2 separate regions of the Homo sapiens genome follow, and region 2 is linked to region 1. Evidence: chromatin loops called from intact Hi-C (ENCODE). Cell type or tissue: A673. All regions are shown on one strand. Links, peaks and the distances in the headings refer to the core of each region. The heading gives the core; the rest is flanking DNA.

Region 1 (2,923 bases), core at 295-2,794:
TCCAGAGGTATGCTATGACAGCAGGCAGAAGTGCCTTGGAAGAGGAATGGGCAAAATCTGTTGAGGGAATAAGTGAGGTTATAGGTTTGTGAAATTTAGAGGTGTTTAAAGAGAATGAGGAAATGGGGTGAAGATGGCAATTTTGGATGAAGTTTATTTATACCTGTGATGTTGCTTTGTTTAGTAAGTGCTCTGAAAATTCTTTGGGCACTGGGTGAGTTCATCTGAGGTTCTTCCATAGTTTGTTTCTCAGGTTCTTGCTCTTTAATATATTCTGAAGAGTTCATATATATTTTTTCTGTATGTATATTTTATTAGAGGATATGGGAAATACTGCTTTTCTTTTGGTATGTTTGATAGATTTCTCAAAAATGCATAAATACTATCCCCACTAGCAATTTTTTAAAAACCTATTATGGGCCGGGCGTGGTGGCTCACACCTGTAATCCCAGCCCTTTGGGAGGCCAAGGCAGGCAGATCACTTGGGGTCAGGAGTTTGAGACCAGCCTGGCCAACATGGCGAAACCCTATCTCTACTAAAAATAAAAAAAATTAGCTGGGCATCGTGGCACGCACCTGTAATCCCAGATACTTGGGAGGCTGAGGCAGGAGAATTGCTTGAACCCAGAAGGCAGAGACTGCAGTGAGCCAAGGTCGTGCCACTGTACTCCAGCCTGGGCAACAGAGTGAGACTGTCTCAATAAAAAAACAACAAACAAAAAAACCCTGTTACAAAAATATACTTACTTTCTACATTCCTGTCATTCTCAATTTTTAAAAAATATTACTTGAACTCCTAAAAAGAGTAAGTTCCACATTGGTGTGGCAGAATAGTCCTTATTTCATGAATTTGATCTTTGTGTGAGAGCTACATTCTTTCCGATGAAGCCACTATATTCTTTGACATGCAGGAAAAATAAGGTCTTTATGTAGTTGCTCTGTTAGGAAAAGCTTGTGAAAGATTTCACAGAGTAAGAATTTTAAAGCTTAAAGAAAACTGAAGGTTTGCTTGGCATATGGCTTCCTTATCTTTGACAAAAGTACATCTTTGTCCTTACTTCTACATCTCTGTATTTTTCAGGTTAGTCAGACTCAGGGGTACCGAGTGTATTTAATTTAATAACTTTTAAGGCTTTCCATTAATAGCCTTTCCCCTACCTCCCCAAAAAAGCCACCAAAAAAAGTTATTCTTTCTTAATTCCTGTCCTATGTAGTACCAATGCTGTATGATTTGGCTTTAGGGAAAATGAGTGGTAGAGGTTTGTTTCCAAAACCTTGCTTTTATTATAGAAACAGTGGAACATTTTTCACAGCAGACTGGGAGTCCACTAGGTGGAGTAGTTTTACAATTTATTTCAACGCTTACTGTGGCTCTGAGGAAATCCTTTTGTTTCCCTGGTTCATGCAGAATTCCAACACAGGAGATCTGCTCTAAAGAATGCTGTATCTTTTTGATGTTCAGAAAGAAAAGTACAATAGTGTAGCTTGTGTGGAAGCAGTTGTGGTTTAATGAGAGTGGGAAGAGTAACTATGTTTTATAGAACAGGCAGAGGGGAAAAGCCAATAAATGGGTCGTGATTTGAGCATAAGGAAAAAATTGGAGAGAATAATGTGACCAGAATGGTCTGTGCTAAGATAATGGTTAGGACGGTTTGCCCATGTGTTGGCTCTGTAGTGCTTAAAGATTGTCACTGGAGGCATAAGGTATAGGCAATGAGGAAGGTGAAGAAGAGGTAAAAAATGAAAGAAGAGAGGAAGGAAAAGAGCATAGTTTCAGGACCATTTCCTCTTAGTGAACTGAGGAAAGATAGAAGTACAGGGAGAAAATGATTTTAGTAGATAAAAATATAGAAAAACCAACTGTGAAAATTTCCCTTGTCACGGTCTTTATAACTTCATATTATCCATTCTCTAACAGGAGATATTGGACTAAGCTTTACATGTATGTAACTGCAATGTAAGACATAATTTATGTTTTTTCAATAGTCTTTGGATTTGTTATTTCTTGTACTTTAGGAACCTGAACTCCTTCATCAGAACTCCTTTTTTTTCGTTATTCATTTATCTCAGCTTCATGTTGGTGGAGTGGGGCTTCCTACTGTTGTTTATGTGTGTAATTAGGTCTTGTGTTTCTGATTTTTCTTTTTTGCGATAATGTGCTTTTTAGCAACCATTTTTCTCTCTAGTTTTAAATATCTGGATTCTGTGTAAATAAGAATGTAATAAATTTTGGAAGAGGATTTTATTGATTTCAGCACCAAGAAAAATAAAATCTTACAACTTTTTAAAACTCTAATCTTACTTTTAGGAACATGATACTTAATTTTAGGAAGACAAGTTTCCTTACCTTTAGGAACATGATATTTAATTTTAGGAAGTTAAGTTTCTTTACCTTTAGGAACATGATACTGCAGTCTGCCTGAAAGAGAAAATTAGCTGTTTTAAAAGGCTTCCATCAAAGGAGTTTCTACACATCACATCTTTGATGTTTCACTTAGGGAACTCTTTCTTATATCTTACCTAAAATCCACTTGCTATAACAAGTTTAAATTCTTTACCAATGAAAAGCAGTTACCTAGCATCTGCTCTCTGGTACGTAGTACACTGTAGTGCCAAATTTTATCATGTAACATATAGCCCAACATGGTAAGAGTCTGCAATACTCTGCAAAAATGTTGAAGAAACTTAAGTAATAAGTAAATTTGAGAATTGTGGAGGGTGTTGAGTAGCTGTGAGTTACATGTCTCGCCACTGTGAGGCCTGTAAAAATCATTACTGTTTTTCTCATTTCTACTTCTGCATATTCTCTTCAGTTTGAGAACAACTGGACCATCCTCTCTGTAAAACTATTTTTATTGTCGCTTCTCATCTTCTTTTAAAGGTTGCAAATAGTTCCTTTCATCTTTCTTTGGAGGTTTTATTT
Region 2 (2,923 bases), core at 230-2,729, 340 kb before region 1:
AAGGAGAAAAAGAACAGGAGGAAGCAACCATAAAGAGCATGTTTGGGGAACGGTCACGTTTCCTTCAGAGCCAGGAGAATGAGGCTGACATTTGTACAGGTGTAGTCTGGCGAAGAGCCCCAACGTGGCACGTTGCTTAGCGACGGAAGCCAAAGCGTTAATAAAAACCGTTAGGGTGAACACTTACAATAAAAGACAGGTGGTACAAAGTCAATGGATGCTGCCGCATCTTATTATTGAAATTCCTGCTGGCTAAGTGGAAAGAGAGGCAGTCTTGCTTCCAAATTTTCCTTTGCAGAAAGATACCAAGCATTCCGTTGGGGATGGAAGTGGGGCTGTTGGTACATTAAGTCTGATGCGGTTATTATTGTGTAGGCATTCTGACATGGCCAGAGTGGTTAGCATGTGTTTACTATGAACGTATTCTTTCAGCAGTTAAGTACGTAATGTGCAAAACACAGGTGCATCATCACAGATTGTCTTCATTTAAAGTTCTTCATGTATGCATCTGCAGCCACCCTTTTGTATCTTCTTGTGAATACTTTGCCCTGTGACTGCCCTCTCCTACCCAAAAGACAGACAAAGGCAGGGAAGATGATGAAATAGTGGGTGCTAGGTGGGGAGGGTAAACAACTGATAGTTCCTACCCGAAATCTTGCCTCAGGGGCTTCTGAAACCAGCAAACATGAAAACAGGAGTTGAGTCAAGCATTGGTATTCTAGCTCTCAAGTGAAATTTAACAAATTTTGCAGCCACTTCTCTAAGGCTTCCCATAATTAGACTGATGAAATTGTAAGGGTTCTATTAAAATTTGTACAATCAATCAATAACCATAACCCATTAGTTGCACCCTGCTAAGGTATAGATAAAATAAATGCAGTAAAGAATGAAAAATTGGCCGGGCGCAGTGGCTCACGCCTGTAATCCCAGCACTTTGGGAGGCCGAGGCGGGCGGATCACAAGGTCAGGAGATCGAGACCATCCTGGCTAACACGGTGAAACCCCGTCTCTACTAAAAATACAAAAAAATTAGCCGGGTGCGGTGGCGGGCGCCTGTAGTCCCAGCTACTCGGGGGGCTGAGGCAGGAGAATGGCATGAACCTGGGAGGCGGAGCTTGCAGTGAGCTGAGATCCAGCCACTGCACTCCAGCCTGGGCAACAGAGCGAGACTCCGTCTCAAAAAAAAAAAAAAAAAAAAGAATGAAAAACATCCGGGCCAGGGGCAGTGGCTCACGCCTATAATCCCAGCACTTTGGGAAGCCAAGCTGGGAGGATCGCTTGAGCCCAGAAGTTCGAGACCAGCCTGGGCAACAAAGGGAGACCCCATCTCTATAAAAAAATTAATCCAATAAATAAGAAAAATATCTGCAACTGGCTAAAAAAAAGTATGTAGGTACGGTTTTTCTTTTCGGAAATCATACTCCCAGCTGCTGCATCTACTGTGTATGTACAGAAAAGGGACTTTAGTAATTTAACTCATAGATGACTAACCTGTTGATAAAATAATTGTTAATGTTTGGGTGGTGTAGTTCACCAGAAGGGCACCAGAGGGCGCCCAAGTTTGCTTCCCACAGAACCCCAGGGTAATTTGCAGTTCAAAAGGCTGGCACTCAGCCCAGCATGGTTTCAACACCTGGAGGTCCTGTTGCTGGAAAGCATTTTGGAAACACAGGACTGATAACTTCCGTTCCACTGGTATGAACTGGAAGATGGCTAGGCTAATGCTCACTGTTGGATTCGAAGTCTTGACCTTGTTTTCAGTTGTGTTTGGGGCTGCTTTGTAGGAAGACCCGTCTCCCAGCTCTCAGCTTGTCTCCCACCCTCAGCATTTTTATAATGATAGTGCACAATGACAATCCCTGGAATAGTATAATTACAGTCTAGTGCATAGAGCGGTATGGATGAGGGGGATGTGTACATTCACAGAGGAGAACAGTGAGTGAAATCAGCCCTACCTAATCGACAGAGCTTTGTCATATGTTCTAAAGGTTAAAAATTCTCAATACGGGGACTCCCTTTTATTTCAAATCCACATCTGAATCTCTTTCACCTTGTTTACTGTGAGTCACTGAATCAATTATCTACTGCTGTGTTACAAATAACCCCCAAATATAGTTAAGAATAATAAATATGTATTATCTCAAAGTTTCTGTGGGTCAAGAATTCAAAGCCTCTTGGCTAGATGGTATGAGCCTGGGGTCTCTTTGTTGAGGCTGCTGTGAAATGGTGGCTGTGTCTGCAGTCATTTGAACACCTGACTGGGTTGGGGTATCCACTTCCAGGATGTTCACTCACATAGCTGCTGGGAGGAGGCTTCCTCACCTCCTGGATCTCATCATTGGACCGTTTCAGTCTCTCCCACGATATGGTAGCTGCTTCCTCCAGAGTGAGAACTCCAATGGAAATACAGTGGAAGCCACAATATGGTTTATGATCTAGTTTTGGAAGCTGCACATCATTTCCTCAATGTCCTAATGGTTACATGGTTAGCCCTGGGACTGACTACCCAAGGGCATGAATTCCAGGTGCTGGGGATCATAGGAGACCCTCTTGGAAGCTGGCTGGAGTGCAGTGGCGTGATCTCAGCTCACTGCAACCTCTGCCTCCCAGGTTCAAGTGATTCTCCTGCCTGAGCCTCCTGAGTAGTTGGGATTACAGGTGTCTGCCACCATGCCCAGCTAATTTTTATATTTTTAATAGAGATGGTGTTTCACCATGTTGGCCAGGCTGGTCTCGAACTCCTGACCTTAAGTGATCTGCCCACCTCAGCCTCCCAAAGTGCAGGGTTTTACAGGCATGAGCCACCTCACCCGGCCCAATTTACCTTATTTAATGGAATCATTTCTGTTTTAAGAATGCATACACGAATCACTTTTTACACTTGATCTTAACCAAAAGGCCAAGAAACAATACATGAAACACT

Evidence for each region. Hi-C counts contacts between places; a loop is a spot of excess contacts. Peaks named below come from ENCODE experiments on the same cell type or tissue, not always from the same donor. Only the 100,000 strongest peaks of a DNase experiment are listed, where the experiment ranks them.
Region 2: it touches region 1 in a loop (4-fold over the local background); 37 of 110 quality-filtered maps call a loop at or near these places.

What each region holds. Positions count from the first base shown.
Region 1 is chr13:44,968,471-44,971,393 of GRCh38, reverse strand. The region is part of intron 5 of NUFIP1 (nuclear FMR1 interacting protein 1); the gene reads left to right. Among named protein-coding and RNA genes, the nearest start is that of NUFIP1, 20 kb to the left of the region's middle. In A673, for the core only: a CTCF peak has its summit at 1,315 (motif pointing right); a DNase peak (open chromatin) is centred at 1,353.
Region 2 is chr13:45,308,240-45,311,162 of GRCh38, reverse strand. No RefSeq gene overlaps it. Among named protein-coding and RNA genes, the nearest start is that of SNORA31B, 27 kb to the left of the region's middle. RefSeq lists an enhancer at 1,226-1,918. In A673, for the core only: a CTCF peak has its summit at 1,543 (motif pointing right); a DNase peak (open chromatin) is centred at 1,582; H3K4me3 peaks cover 126 bases.